4 separate regions of the Homo sapiens genome follow, and all the other regions are linked to region 1. A link is a contact called in ENCODE Hi-C or POLR2A ChIA-PET data. All regions are on one chromosome and are shown on one strand. Each heading gives the region's core, a stretch centred on a gene start or an enhancer-like site at or near the end of the contact. The rest is flanking DNA. Distances are from core to core; before and after follow the strand shown. Region 1 holds the start of ZFP36 (ZFP36 ring finger protein). Region 2 holds the start of HPN (hepsin). Region 3 overlaps LOC105372379 (a long non-coding RNA gene). Region 4 overlaps XRCC1 (X-ray repair cross complementing 1).

Region 1 (3,203 bases), core at 482-2,981:
TGCTGGCATATTCATCAGGGTCGGATCCCAGGGACTGTACAGAGGGGGTCCGAACCAGGCCACCCAAGGGCCCCCAGACGCTGATAGGAGTGGCCCTTCGGCAGGAGGGGCAACAGACTGGGGTGGGGTCTCTTCGAGCCAGGGGGGTGCCAGGGGCAGCAGAGAAGGCAGAGGGTGACAGTGGAAGGTCCCCAGGTGGTGGTGGGGAGCTGGAGGGCGAGAAGGAGCTGGAGGACAGGGAAGGGCCGGCCAGGCCTGGTGGTGGTGGTGAGGTCCGGCGGCCAGAGGGCAGGCCGGAGAAGCTGATGCTCTGGCGAAGCACAGGAGGGTGGCCCGGGGCCGCCAGGTCTTCGCTAGGGTTGTGGATGAAGTGGCAGCGAGAGCCGTAGGGGCAGCGGCCCTGGAGGTAGAACTTGTGACAGAGTTCCGTCTTGTATTTGGGGTGGCGATTGGCCTGGCGCAGCTCGCCCAGGCCATGGGCAAACTGGCACTTGGCCCCGTAGCGGCAGCGCCCACTCTCTGAGAAGGTCCGACATAGCTCAGTCTTGTAGCGCGAGGGGGTGGTGGAGGTTGCAGTGGGCGAAGTGGGTGAGGGTGACAGCTCAGGGCCCAGGCGGGGAGCCAGCGGTGCGAAGCCAGGGGGTGGGGGCACCCAGCCACAGCTGCGGCCCTCCACTAGGCTGGTGGAGCGGCCAGGCAGGCGGGAGGTGACCCCAGACGGGCTGGAGTCGGAGGGGCTCAGGCTCCAGGGTCCCGAGGAGCCCCAGCCTGGGCTGGACTCAGTCCCTCCATGGTCGGATGGCACGGGCACGTCAGGGCTCAGCGACAGGAGGCTCTGCGGAAATGGGTCGGTTAAGGCACCTGAAAATGCAGGGCGACGCCCCACCCCAGCTGCAGGGAACTAGAGCTTGCCAGGCCGGTTTGTGGGCTCCCCGCCTGAGCCCCACCCGCCCGCAGAAACCCCTGGGTTCCGGATGCCAGGAACCCAGAGTTGGAGGTTCTGAGTTTACCCACCACCGAGGCCTTATCCCGAGGGACCCAGGAATCCCGGCTTCCCCGGCTGGACCAAGAGGGGGACCCCGAAGTCAGGGCGCACCACTGTTTCCCAATTTTGGGTCTCTTGTCCTCCCCGGATATGACCCACGCGTCGGGATCTCCAGTTTCACAACTGGAGAAACCGGGCAAAGTTGACCTGGAAGTCCGGATTGCTTCGGTTTTAGGGTTCTCTGTCTCTACGGTCAGGGACTGGAGAGACAGAAGTCGGATCCCCCCACCCTGAGACTTCAGCCCCAGAGACGCCTCCGCGCAAAACCACGCCCTCAGCAACGACTAGGGGTGAGCCAGGTATGGGGGCCACTTCCGCCTCCAGGCAGCCTCGGTCTGAGAAAAGTTCTCCGACTTTCCACTTGCATGGGCCGCCCCACCCATGTTTGAGCGAAGAGCCGGGTGTCGCGGGTTCCATTTTCACCTCCAAATCACCAAGCTGGTCTGAGCGGGAGGCAGGGGCCCCAGGCTGGAGGGCGCGGCGCTAGGGAGCCCCAGTTGGAGAAGGGAGGCAAGCGTCCCGGGCTGGAGTTTGCGGCGCTAGAGAGGTGGGGACTCGGACTCAGGCATGCAGGTACCGGGGATGCCGTGCGGCGGGGACTCACCTCGTAGATGGCAGTCAGATCCATGGTGTAACGGTTGGCCATGAGGGGTGTCGGCCGAGAGTGGGAGCGCTGAAGTCAGGCTGAGGCTGGCACCGAGAGCCGGCTACTTATAGGAAACTGCAAGCACGGGGCGGGGCCGGGGCCGGGGCCGGGGGCGGGGCAGGAGGGGCGCTTCCCGGACGCGCGCCCCCGGCGCAGCCTGGCTGGCCCTGGACTGGTTCCCTTCCGCCCGGCCCTGGGCCAGGACGCGCCTGAGCTTGGCCGGTGGACAGCCGTGACCGAGCGGGGAATGCGTGGGGAAGGGGTGGGGGTGCGGATGGGGGGACGCCTGCCCAGTTTTCAAAGCTGGAGACTGAGGCTTGTAGAAGGAAACTGGGGCGGAGGTGGGGGCAGGGCCCCAGGGGCAATTGACAAGAGCAGAAGCCCGATGGGGGTGCGCGTGCGACACAGACGGATGGGGGCGGGGAGAGACGCAGAGGGGTACAGACAGGCAGACAGGCAGAGAGAAAAACATCGAGAGAGACACACACACCAAGAGACATACAGAGAGAGATAGACAGGGTGAGGAAGGGAGGGAAGACGGGGAGACAGAGACAGTCCCAGAGACAGATTCAGAGGGAGAAGAGGGTTGGGAGGATCACAAAAAGAAACAGAAAGGGGCTGAGCGCAGTGGCTCACACCTGTGATCCCAGCACTTTTTGTGTTTTTCTTTCCTTTTTCTTCTTCTTTTTTTTTTTTTTTGAAAGACGGGGTTTCCCTATGTTGCCCAGGCTAATCTCCAGCTCCGGGGCTCAAGCGATCCTCCCACCTCCGCCTCCCAAAGAGCTGGAATTACAGGTGTGAGCCACCAAGCCCGGCCAATCCCAGTACTTTCAGAGGATGAGGCAGGTGGATTACCTGAGATCAGGAGTTCAAGATCAGCCTGGGCAACAGTGAGATCCCATGTCTACAAAAAATACTATTTAAAAAAATTAAAAAGAAAAAGAAACTGGACAAAAAGGAGAAAGACTGTGAGAAATAAGCACTTACGGAAAGAAATCTGCAGAGCAAAGTGCCAAGAAAGAGCCAGCAGGCCTTGGAGGGGAATTCTCTGAGAACTGCCTGCCTTGTGTGGTCTCACTCCTAAACAGCCCAGACAGATAAGGAGACCTGGACTGCTCTCCCTCTCCCCACTTGCTGGGGTTGGGTGGGTGAGTGAGTGGGTTGGGTGGGGTCCAGGATACCTGGCAAGGCTGAAAAGGGGCCTCCTTTCCCAATTCACAGGGCGGCTCTAGCCCCCTCACCCTCGGGCGGATGATCTCTTCTAGGCTGAGTTAAGGAGAACTCACCTGGGCTGAGTTCTAAGTACTTTACGCACATTAATCCTAATGCCAGGTGGTATGCCCATTTAAGGCAGGAGGAAACCAAAGTGAAGTTACTCTCCTGCCCGGCTCACACCTGTAGTCCTAGCACTTTGGGCGCCCAAGGCAGGCGGATCACTAGAGCTCGGAGTCTGAGACTAGCCTGGGCAACACGGCGAATCCCCATTTCTACAAAAATGCAAAAATTAGCTGA
Region 2 (3,203 bases), core at 704-3,203, 4.4 Mb after region 1:
TTGGTTTGGGGTCTGAATTGCCAGCTGTGCCGAGACCCGAGGAGGCCAGAGATCTGAACTAATCATTTCAGCCAACACGCTCAGTGCTTCCTGCCCATCCTGGCATTTCAGGCCTCGCCCCACGCTGTTGGACATGCACTGTCACCCTCTCCATTTCACAGATGAGAGAATGGAGGCCCAGGGAGAACACGCCGTCTGCCCAGGGCCACACAGCTAGAAAGTGCTACTGCCCAGGACTGAGCCCGGCTATCCTGGTTGCGGAAGAAGAGAGGGAGTCAGCCCCAGCTAGGGGAAGGCAGAAAGAACAGGACGCCCCTCCATGCGCCCCTCCAGCTGGGTCCCATGTGTGAGAGGTAGAAAGGAAGCCAGGCTAGCTGGGGGCTGCCCAGAGACTCCCAAGGGCCAGCAACTCCATGACGCAGTCTCTCTCTCTCATCCTTATGGTGGTTTCTCTGCCGTCTCTCCCCTCTCCATCCATCCAGGCCCAGTCCAAAGTCCTCCCTCTGCTCTTTTGCCCACAGAGCCAGGAGGTGGAGGAATGTCTGGGATCGGTGGGGGTCCTGGGTCTCTGGGACTCCGAGTTTGCCAACCTCTGTCATGACAGCTCTGCTTGATGGCATGCGTCTTATATGCAGAGCCCCAGACCAGTGCCTGGTGTGTGTCATGCACTCAGCAACCTCACAGAGGGAGGACTGGTATCCATGCTTGACCCAGAGGGAGACCAAAGCCCTAAGAATAATGTCACTTGCACCAGATCACACAGCAAAAAAGATGGCAAGAGCAAATTCAAATGCAAGCCTGTGTGTTTCACTCCAAATCTGTGTCCTTAACCATGACAGCTACAGCTTCCCCGCCTCAGCCCCAGCAGAGGACAAGTCCAGAGTTAGCTGAGAAATCACTGGGGGATGAGGGGAAACTGAGGCAGCACGCCAGGAAGGTCACATAGGGTAGAAGGGAGGCTGGTGGTGGCACAGCTGCACAGAAAATGTGGTTAATAGTTAATCAGGTGGAGGAGGACTAACAGGGGTGGGGATGCATCTGGGAGGGGTGCCCAGAGAGAGGGGGCTCCGAAGAGTAGAGGGTAGAGAAAAGAGCACAGAGGGCGGGGCGCCAGGCAGAGCCAAAGCTGGGGCTCAGGGAAGGGGACTCACCCTCCTTCTGCGCCATGTCACTGCCTCTTGTTAATGATTCCCTGGCTGACCTCCTGGGCCAGGGTGGGACCTGTGAGGAGATGGACGGGGAGGCAGGGCCTGGGGGAGCCCAGCCCAGCCCAGTCCTGGCGCCCCCAGTCCCAGGCGTCCATCCAGGCAGGCTGTAGGGACTGGGCCTTGGCCAGAGCACGCCGTGATCACGGACGCAGATTGGGCTGGGTTCAAGGATGGGGTCAGTGTCTGACCAGCAGCGGGGGGACGCCTGGATTTGCAGGGATGGGGACCCCCATGCCTGAGCCTGGTGGAGCAGGGGACTGAGGATCCCGGTTTGAGGGAGGAGACAGCTGAGGACCTGAAATCATAAGTCTTGGGAAAGGAGGAATTTGGGGGCCAGGACTCCCTAGTATGAGGGAGGAGGGGCCTGAGGGCTGGAACTCCTGGGTCTGGGGAGGAAAGGACTGGGGTCCAACGGCTGAGTCTGAAGGAAGAGCAGGACAGAACACCTAGGTGCTTGGGGGGACGTCATAGTGCCCCCTCTTCAGGTCCCCAGGAACCCCTCTATTAGGAGGTGGGCATTAGGCTGGGTGGGGGGATGAGGGAACCCCTGTCCTCAGGGCTGGAACTGTGAGTCTGGGGGCCCTTGTCCTTACCCTGGGGTCCAGCAGGTGGGGGCGGAGCCTCGAGGTAGTGCCGGGGTCGGGTCAGTCTCCAGGCCTGGGCAGGAGCATGGTGGCCCCGCAGCAGCGGGCGGCCTGGAGGCAGAGGCGGTGGCGTGGGGCCTGCTAGGCCAGGCTGCCTCACCTGAGGAGGAGGGGGCTGGGCGAGGGGCGGGTGAAGGGGCGGGGAGGGGCCGGACCATTCGATTGGCAGCACTGGAGGCCACCTGGCTGATGGGGCCGGGCTTGTGGGGGCTGGACCAGGCGGGCCCAGCTACGGGGCTTGCCTTGGACCTCCAGGGGGACCCAGGTGTGCCTGTCTGCGGGGATGTGGGAACAGGGACAGGCCTGGCCGGAGGCTGGGGGTTTAGGGAGAAAGTGCAGGCTGAAGGGTGGGGGTCTGACCAGAAGAGATCAGATGGAGGGCCCCAGCTGCCCTAAGCCCACTCCACCCTCACCCAGCGAACCCTTCCCCCCGCCCTTTCTGCGTCCTCCAGCCCCAGGTCCTGGCTGTGCCCGCCACTTGCTGCACCTCTGCCTAATTCCCTGCCCAATTCCTGGGCCCCAACCCCAGCCCCAGCCTCTCCCGCCTGCCCTGCTCATCCTGCCCCGGCCCCTCCCCCGCTGGCTTCCTACAAGTCACGGGGCTGGTTTGCTTTGGCAGCCTCCGCCCGGCCGCGGTGACCTCTGGAGCCAGAAAGTCCTAGCACTAGATAGGGGGGATGGGGGGCTTGGCCGGGAAAACACAGCGCTAAGGGCAGAGGCCCAGGCCAAGTGGCCGGAAGCGTCCGCAGGCAGATAACACACTGTCCCGCCAGCAGCCAGGCGCGGCCCACGTCAGACCCAGGGCCAGGTAAACACCAGACGTGCAGGGTCACCGCCAGACACCTGCCCGTGCTCAACCACACGCCGGACACAGTCGGCCTCGGCTGCTTGCCCCAGATAGGCCACCCGCACAACCGGCCCCACCCGCTTACCCACACGTGCCCGCTGTGCCCAGCCAAACCCACCTCCACCGCACCCATTTCCTCCACTCAGCCCAGGGCCCCTCATTGGGACACGCTGGTTTAGCCTGGCTTCCTCTGCCTTTCCATCCATACCCGTCTCTCCTTCCCTCTCCTTCTCCCCAGCGCCCACCTCTCCAGAGACTCACACTGCTGGGCACACCACACACCCCATGCCACCCCTGCACCCCAGCATCAGCCTCGATTCTCTTCCCTCCACGGCACCCCCTCCCTTCCTGGCTCCGTTCCACTCTCCCTCACCCCTGAGCCCATGGCTCCCCCAACCCCGACACAGATCAGGCACTAAGTGGCTTCACCTGTGGGCCCTCAGGTAGGGTCCCTGGAAAGCGGGCTCGAAGATTCGGGGACGGGAATGGGGGGAAGGTGACGGG
Region 3 (3,203 bases), core at 190-2,689, 4.2 Mb after region 1:
ATAATCATCACTCCCATTTTACAGATGAAGGAACTGAGGCACAGACATTACAGGAAAGGGGTCCGGATCCAGACCCCAAGAGAGGGTTCTTGGATCTCGCACAAGAAAGAATTCAGGGCAATTCCGTAGAGTAAAATGAAGGCAAGTTTATTAAAAAAGTAAACGAATAAAGAATGGCTACTCAATAGACAGAGCAGCCCTGAGGGCATCTGGCTGCCCATTTTTATGGTTATTTCTTGATGTTACGCTAAACAAGGGGTGGGTTATTCATGTCTCCCCTTTTTAGACCATATAGGGTAACTTCCTGATGTTGCCATGGTATTTGTAAACTGTCATGGTGCTGATGGGAGTGTCATATTGAGGACGAACAGAGGTCACTCTGGTTTTGGTGGGTTTTGGCCAGCTTCTTTACTGCAAACTGTTTTATCAGCAAGGTCATTATGACCTGTATCTTGTGCTGACCTCCAATCTCATCCTGTGAGTTAGAATGCCTAACCATCTGGGAATGCAGCCTCATTTTACCCAGCCCCATTCAAGATGGAGTTGTTCTGGTTCACATGCCTCTGACACAGAGAGATTATATCCAGGTTTAAGGTTACATTGGTTGCAAGTGGTGGAGCTGAGCGTTGAACCCAACTGGGCTGGGTCTAGAGTCCTTGCTCTTAACTATCACTAGCAGAAAAATAATAATAGCAAAACGTTTTTCAGAGCAGATAATCTGTGCCTGGCATTATTCTGAGTATCAGGAAATCATGATCATGATCAACATCCATTGAATCCTTCCAGCAGCCCCATGAGGTAGATTCTATGAGGCATTACCTTCATTTCACAGAGGGGGGAAATTGAGGTACTGAGAGCATAGACAAGCCTGAGGTCCTCTATGGAGCAGCTGGGACTTGAACCTAGGCAGCGGGGTTCCAGAGTCCACATCTGCCACCCCCAGGGCCTCATCCCTGAGTCAGGGGTGAGGTCAGCCTCAGAGAACTTCATGAAGTAAGATGGAGGGAGGGGCCCAGGACAGCCCAGCAAGCTCACGAGTCATGTGTCCACCTTTCCCTCCTCTCCCCTCTTCCCATAGCCGGGTCCAGTCTTCCCAGAATTCACCTGTGAATAGACTGACCAAATGCAAGCTGGACCAGTGGGGTGAGTCCAGGCAAAGCCAGCAAAGAGGCCAGTGGCCCAGCCTGAGCCACAAGGCGGGGCTTGCCAGGGCCCACAGTGGCTGGTGTAAACCTATGCCAAGGAGGGCATGGGGGTGGAAGGGAAGACCCCCTCATTCCCCAGGGCAGCTGGGGCTCACTTCGAGTCCTGCCTCACGCACCTGCACGTGACTATAACCTTGACACTCATCAGACCTCTGCAAAACAATCCTCGTCCACTGCCCTGACAGGAAGCCTGGGCAAGATGCCAAGTCATATTTAATGCGTTTATGAGAAACCAAGACATGGCTATTTATAGCCCTTTGATTCATCTGCCAAGTGAGAACCGGGTACATGCAATGACATCTTACGAGTGGAAAGTAGGCAATGCCGTCTGCCCCTTACCATAGACAACAGGCACACCTTGCTGCGTGGGCTCAACAGGTTCTCACGCCAACCTGTGGAAATGCCACGGACAATGGTCCCCATTCTGCAGTGCAGAAACTGAGGCTTGGGAAGGGACAGTCACTTGCTTCATGGACAAAGTGTGGCAGGGCTGGGGATGGAATCCAGGCGGACTCTTAACTCACCCTGCAAGCTGTCTCGGCTACACGGTCCACACCCCACTGTCAACTCCTTTAAAGACAAAATTCTTGGCCGGGCGCGGTAATCCCAGCACTTTGGGAGGCCAAAGTGAGTGGATCATGAGGTCAGGAGTTTGAGACCAGCCTGGCCAATATGTTGAAACCCCGTCTCTACTAAAAATACAAAAATTAGCTGGGCATGGTGGCGTGTACCTATAATCCCAGCTACTCAGGAGGCTGAGGCAGAAGAATCACTTGAACCCAGGAGGTGGGGTTGCAGTGAGCCGAGATCATGCCACTGCACTCCTGCCTGGGTGACAGAGCAAGACTCCGTCTCAAAACAAAACAAAACAAAACAACTGTTTTCTGAATAGTTCATGGGACTCTTTGGAAACATTCTGCTTGTTTCCTGCCTTCTTTTTTCAGCCCTATCTCTTCTTTCTGGCCCTCTTCCTTCTTCTTTGATATTAAAATACTTTTCTTTTTTTTTTCTTTTGAGATGGAGTCTTGCTGTGTTGCCCAGGCTGGAGTGCAGTGGTGCGACCTTGGCTCACTGCAACCTCCACCTCCTGGGTTCAAGTGATTCTCCTGTCTCAGCCTCCCCAGTAGCTGGGATTACAGGTGTGCATTACGATGCCCAGCTAGTTTTTGCATTTTTTTTTTTGAGACAGAGTCTTGCTCTGTTGCCCAGGCTGGAGTGCAGTGGTGTGATCTTGGCTCACTGCAAGCTCCTCTTCCCGGGTTCACGCTATTCTCCTGCCTCAGCCTCCCGAGGAGCTGGGACTACAGGTGCATGCCACCACGCCCGGCTAACTTTTTTCGTATTTTTTTTTCAGTAGAGGTGGAGTTTCATTGTGTTAGCCAGGATGGTCTCGATCTCCTGACCTCGTGATCCGCCTGCCTCGGCCTCCCAAAGTGCTGGGATTATAGGCGTGAGACACCGTGCCCGGCCTAGTTTTTGTATTTTTAGTAGAGATGGGGTTTTGCCATGTTGGCCAGGCTGGTCTTGAACTCCTGACCTCAAGTGATATGCCCACCTCAGTCTTCCCAAGTACTGAGATTACAGGTGTGAGCCCCCAGGCCCGGCCTAAAATGCTTTATTTCTTGTCTCTCCTTTCTTCATTCCTTTCCCCCTTCCTTTCCTCTTTTTCCTTTATTTCTTCATCTCTTTTATTCAAGGCAATAAACATGATATTAGCAATTGCTGATGTTAGAATGGGCTCACAAGTATCCCAAGTCTTCCTCGCCCAGCCTCTGTTGATTCTCAAGTACATACCACGATTCCCCCCATTTCACGGACATGGTGGGAATGCCAGGGCGGCTCCTCCCAGCTGAGTCCCCAGTGCATTTGGTTTGCTCCTGTCACTGACACCCGTGGTGTTGTGGCCACTGAGGCTGAAATCCAAAAGAGGGCACCAGAAATGCATCGAGAAAGTGCCCACCCTTGAGGAAATCTGATGTTCGATTTGTCCTTACTCTG
Region 4 (3,203 bases), core at 426-2,925, 4.2 Mb before region 1:
CTTGTGACAGATGGGACACCCAGGCAAGCAGCAGAGAAGGGGCTCAACAGGGCCACTTGGTAAGGGAGGACAGAGCCAGAGTTACTGCTTAATAACTCTTGAGTAGTAACTTCTGCAAACGGTTGCTGGGCGCCTGTTCTGCGTCTGTCTGTACATCCATTGGGAATGCAGTAGAGGCCTGCTGTGTTAATGATATTCGCAGCTGACATTTATGTAGTGTTTGCTCGGTGCCAGGCAGTATTCCAGGCACTTGGTATGTTATTTCTCATTCTTGGTATGGATTTGAATGTTCTCAACAACTTTATGAGATAGACGTTGTTATTGTCCCCATTTCATAGGTTCGAAAACTGAGGCACAAGGGGTGAAATGAAACCATTTGCTCCAGGATCACACAGCAGGAAATCAGCAGAGCTGGGAAGGACCAGACACTGTTCTTGGCCTTGGGGACACAGTAGGGAACAACTCAGACGATACTGTCCTTGCTCTTGTGGAGCTTAAAAGTCTGGCGGGAGAGACAGATGCTAGACAAATACAAACAAAAAAGATGTAACTGTGTAACACCAGGCAGTAATCATGAAGAAAAGTAAAGTCGGGTAGGGAGATAGAGAGTGGCACCAGGTAGGGGGCGAGGTAGGTTACTTATGGTCTGAAGTGACATCTGAGTGGGCACCTGAAGCACAGAAGGCAAACTTTTACCCAGCTATGGATATGTTTGAGGGAAGAGTGGTCTAGGCAGGGGGATTGGCAGGTGCAGAGGCCCTGAGGTGGGAAGGAGCCAGACTGTTCTTGGCACAGAAGGGAGGCCGTTGTGGCTGGTGGAAAGTCACCAAGCCTGGCCTGGGGAGCAGTCAGACTGGGACTTCTTGTTATTGTTGTTTTTGTTGTTGTTGTTGTTTTTGAGACAGAGTCTCACTCCATCGCCCAAGCTGGAGTGCAGTGGCACAATCTCGGCTCACTGCAACCTCTGCCTCCCGGGTTCAAGTGATTCTCCTGCCTCAGCCTCCCCAGTATCTGGGATTACAGGCGCTCACCACCATGCCCGGCTAATTTTAATTTTCATATTTTTAGTAGAGACAGGGTTTCACCATGTTGGCCAGGCTAGTCTCAAACTCCTGACCTCAAGCGATTCACCTGTCTCAGCCTCCCAAAGTGCTGGTATTACGGGTGTGAGCCACCACACCTGGCCCAGACTGGGACATCTCATGAGCCCAGGCAGCACTGTACACTGCCCAGGGCCCAGGGCTGGGAATGGCGGTGGAGGCAGGGGAGTCAGCAGGAGGTCTGCCGGCCTCAGCCTTAGGCAGGCCCTTCCTCCAGCACCATCTTCCTCCTCTAGCACGTCAGTGGTGTGATGGAGGAGCACGCGTGGACTGTTGCCAGCCTGCCTGGGTTCCGGTCCGGCTTTGCCACCCACCAGCTGTGAAGTTACATAACCACTTCCTGCCTCCGTTTGCTCATGTGTAAGATGGAGATAATTATAGCAACTGCCTGGCAGAGCCATTGCAGGAGAGTAGATACATGTATTATTAGCAGGAGTCTGGCACACCAGGAGCGCTCAGTGCACTCGGATGTTGGCCGCAGTTGTGGTTATAGTTGTTAATTCTGTGTCATCTCAACTTCCTTCAGAGGGAGGGTAAGTTTTTTTTTGAAGACAAGGTCTCATCACTCTGTCGCCCAGAGTACAGTGATGCGAACATGACTCACTGCAGCCTTGACCTCCCCAGGCTCACGCGATCCTCCTTCCTCAGCCTCCTGAGTAGCTGGGACCACAGGTATGTGCCACCATGCCTTGCTAATTTTTGTAATTTTTGTAGAGACAAGGTCTGGCTATGTTGCCCAGGCTGGTCTTGAACTCCCAGCCTCAAGTGATCCTCCCACCCCAGCCTCCCAAAGTGCTGGTTATAGAGACGTGAGCCACTGCGCCTGGCCAAGGAGGGAGGGTTGTTAATGACCATCTTCCCTTTTTGCATGTGAGGAAACTGCCTCACAGAGACGTTGAATACGTCACCCAAGGTTGTGCAGGTTGGAAATGGCATTGCTGTATTTGAGCCCAGGCCTACCTCACCCCAAGTCCAGGCTCCCTCCTTCCATACAGTGGTGTTCCTGTTGATAGCAGTGTGCAGGTGATGTCTAGATGATCTGACAGGGAGGCAACAGAGCAGATTGGAGCATCTGTCATCACCAGGGGTGGGAGAGGGCAGTGTAGGGTGGACTAGGTACCTTGGTTTTTTTTTTTTTTTTTTTTGTGACAGAGTCTCGCTCTGTCACCCAGGCTGGAGTGCAGTGGCATGATCTCTGCTTACTGAAACCTCTGCCTCCTAGGTTCAAGAGATTCTTGTGCCTCAGCCTCTTGAAGAGCTGGGACTACAGGCATGTGTCACCATGCCCGGCTATATTTTATATTTTTAGTAGAGAAGGGGTTTTGCCATGTTGGCCAGGCTGGCCTCAAGTGGTCCACTGCCTTGGCCTCGCAGAGTGCTGGATTTACAGGCTTGAGCCACTGCACCTGGCCCAGGTACCTTTGAGAGTTGTAATAATGCGTCATTCTAGGATCCTAATAAAAGAGCCCCAAACTGGAAGGCAGGACACTTGCCTCAACCTAACTGCCTCCCGTGCCCGCATGGCCCGCACGGCTTTCTGCATCTTCATCTGTCAGACAGGAATGGCAGATCCTTTGAGATGAGCCCTCCTATAGGTAGCTCTTTTCTTCTTTCAACAAATAGTTGTCTAGCACTGACTAATAATACCTCCTGACTGACAGCAGATAATTGCCTACTCTTCGCCATGCCCTGTGGCCATTATTTATGTGCATGATCCTAGATATGGTGGTCATTCCCATTTTACAGATGAGAAAACTGAGGCTCCAAAAGGTTAACTGGTATGGTCATACAGCTAGTGTGCAGCACAGCTGGGATTCAAACCCAGGAACCAGCGGTGAGCAAGATCGGACAAAGCCCCTGCCCTCAGGGAGGTTTCCTGGAGTCCTCTGCGATTGTGGGTGAGGGGTGACATGTGCTGTTTGTCTGCATGATGATTTGAATAAAGTTATAACTCTGGCAAGTGCTTATCAAGGAGAGCTCTATGGCAGTGTGTGATAAGCTGACCTGGTGGAGTCTGGAGAGGTCAGGGAAGCAGGTATGTGTGAGGTGGGCGCGTATGCATTCATTCAGTGACTATTTTGTGAGTTTCTGCTCCATGCCATA

What was found. Hi-C counts contacts between places; a loop is a spot of excess contacts on that map. ChIA-PET counts read pairs that join two places held with the same protein, here RNA polymerase II (POLR2A). Pooled maps may share reads with other maps.
Region 2: a loop to region 1 is called in a map of gastrocnemius medialis, with 13 times the contacts of the local background. The contact joins the promoter of HPN here to the promoter of ZFP36 in region 1. A Hi-C loop is called at or near these places in 1 of 168 maps with a recorded cell type or tissue (gastrocnemius medialis) and 1 of 50 pooled maps. POLR2A ChIA-PET finds 5 or more read pairs at or near these places in 1 of 52 experiments (Panc1).
Region 3: a map of CD8-positive, alpha-beta T cell shows a loop between it and region 1 (9-fold over the local background). The contact joins the enhancer-like site here to the promoter of ZFP36 in region 1. A Hi-C loop is called at or near these places in 2 of 168 maps with a recorded cell type or tissue (CD8-positive, alpha-beta T cell and naive thymus-derived CD4-positive, alpha-beta T cell) and 7 of 50 pooled maps.
Region 4: a pooled map shows a loop between it and region 1 (4-fold over the local background). The contact joins the enhancer-like site here to the promoter of ZFP36 in region 1. A Hi-C loop is called at or near these places in 2 of 50 pooled maps.

What each region holds. Positions count from the first base shown.
Region 1 is chr19:39,405,375-39,408,577 of GRCh38, reverse strand. ZFP36 (ZFP36 ring finger protein) reads right to left here and starts at 1,731. Exons shown (of 2, transcript NM_003407.5): 1 at 1,650-1,731; 2 at 1-835. The coding sequence starts at 1,673. RefSeq lists enhancers at 1-40, 41-679, 680-1,317, 1,368-1,567 and a silencer at 1,688-2,137.
Region 2 is chr19:35,040,471-35,043,673 of GRCh38, reverse strand. HPN (hepsin) reads right to left here and starts at 1,953. Exons shown (of 13, transcript NM_001384133.1): 1 at 1,802-1,953; 2 at 1,152-1,221. The coding sequence starts at 1,167. RefSeq lists an enhancer at 2,482-3,203.
Region 3 is chr19:35,212,312-35,215,514 of GRCh38, reverse strand. The region is part of intron 2 of LOC105372379 (a long non-coding RNA gene); the gene reads right to left. Among named protein-coding and RNA genes, the nearest start is that of FAM187B, 15 kb to the left of the region's middle. RefSeq lists enhancers at 1,489-1,538, 1,579-1,778, 3,027-3,203. Within about 2 kb of position 1,439, at least 25 of the 41 ENCODE cell types and tissues checked have a DNase peak (open chromatin) inside an H3K27ac peak, as active enhancers do; they include CD8-positive, alpha-beta T cell, where a contact is called at or near this core.
Region 4 is chr19:43,561,188-43,564,390 of GRCh38, reverse strand. The region is part of intron 2 of XRCC1 (X-ray repair cross complementing 1); the gene reads left to right. Among named protein-coding and RNA genes, the nearest start is that of XRCC1, 13 kb to the left of the region's middle. RefSeq lists an enhancer at 806-1,306. Within about 2 kb of position 1,675, at least 28 of the 41 ENCODE cell types and tissues checked have a DNase peak (open chromatin) inside an H3K27ac peak, as active enhancers do.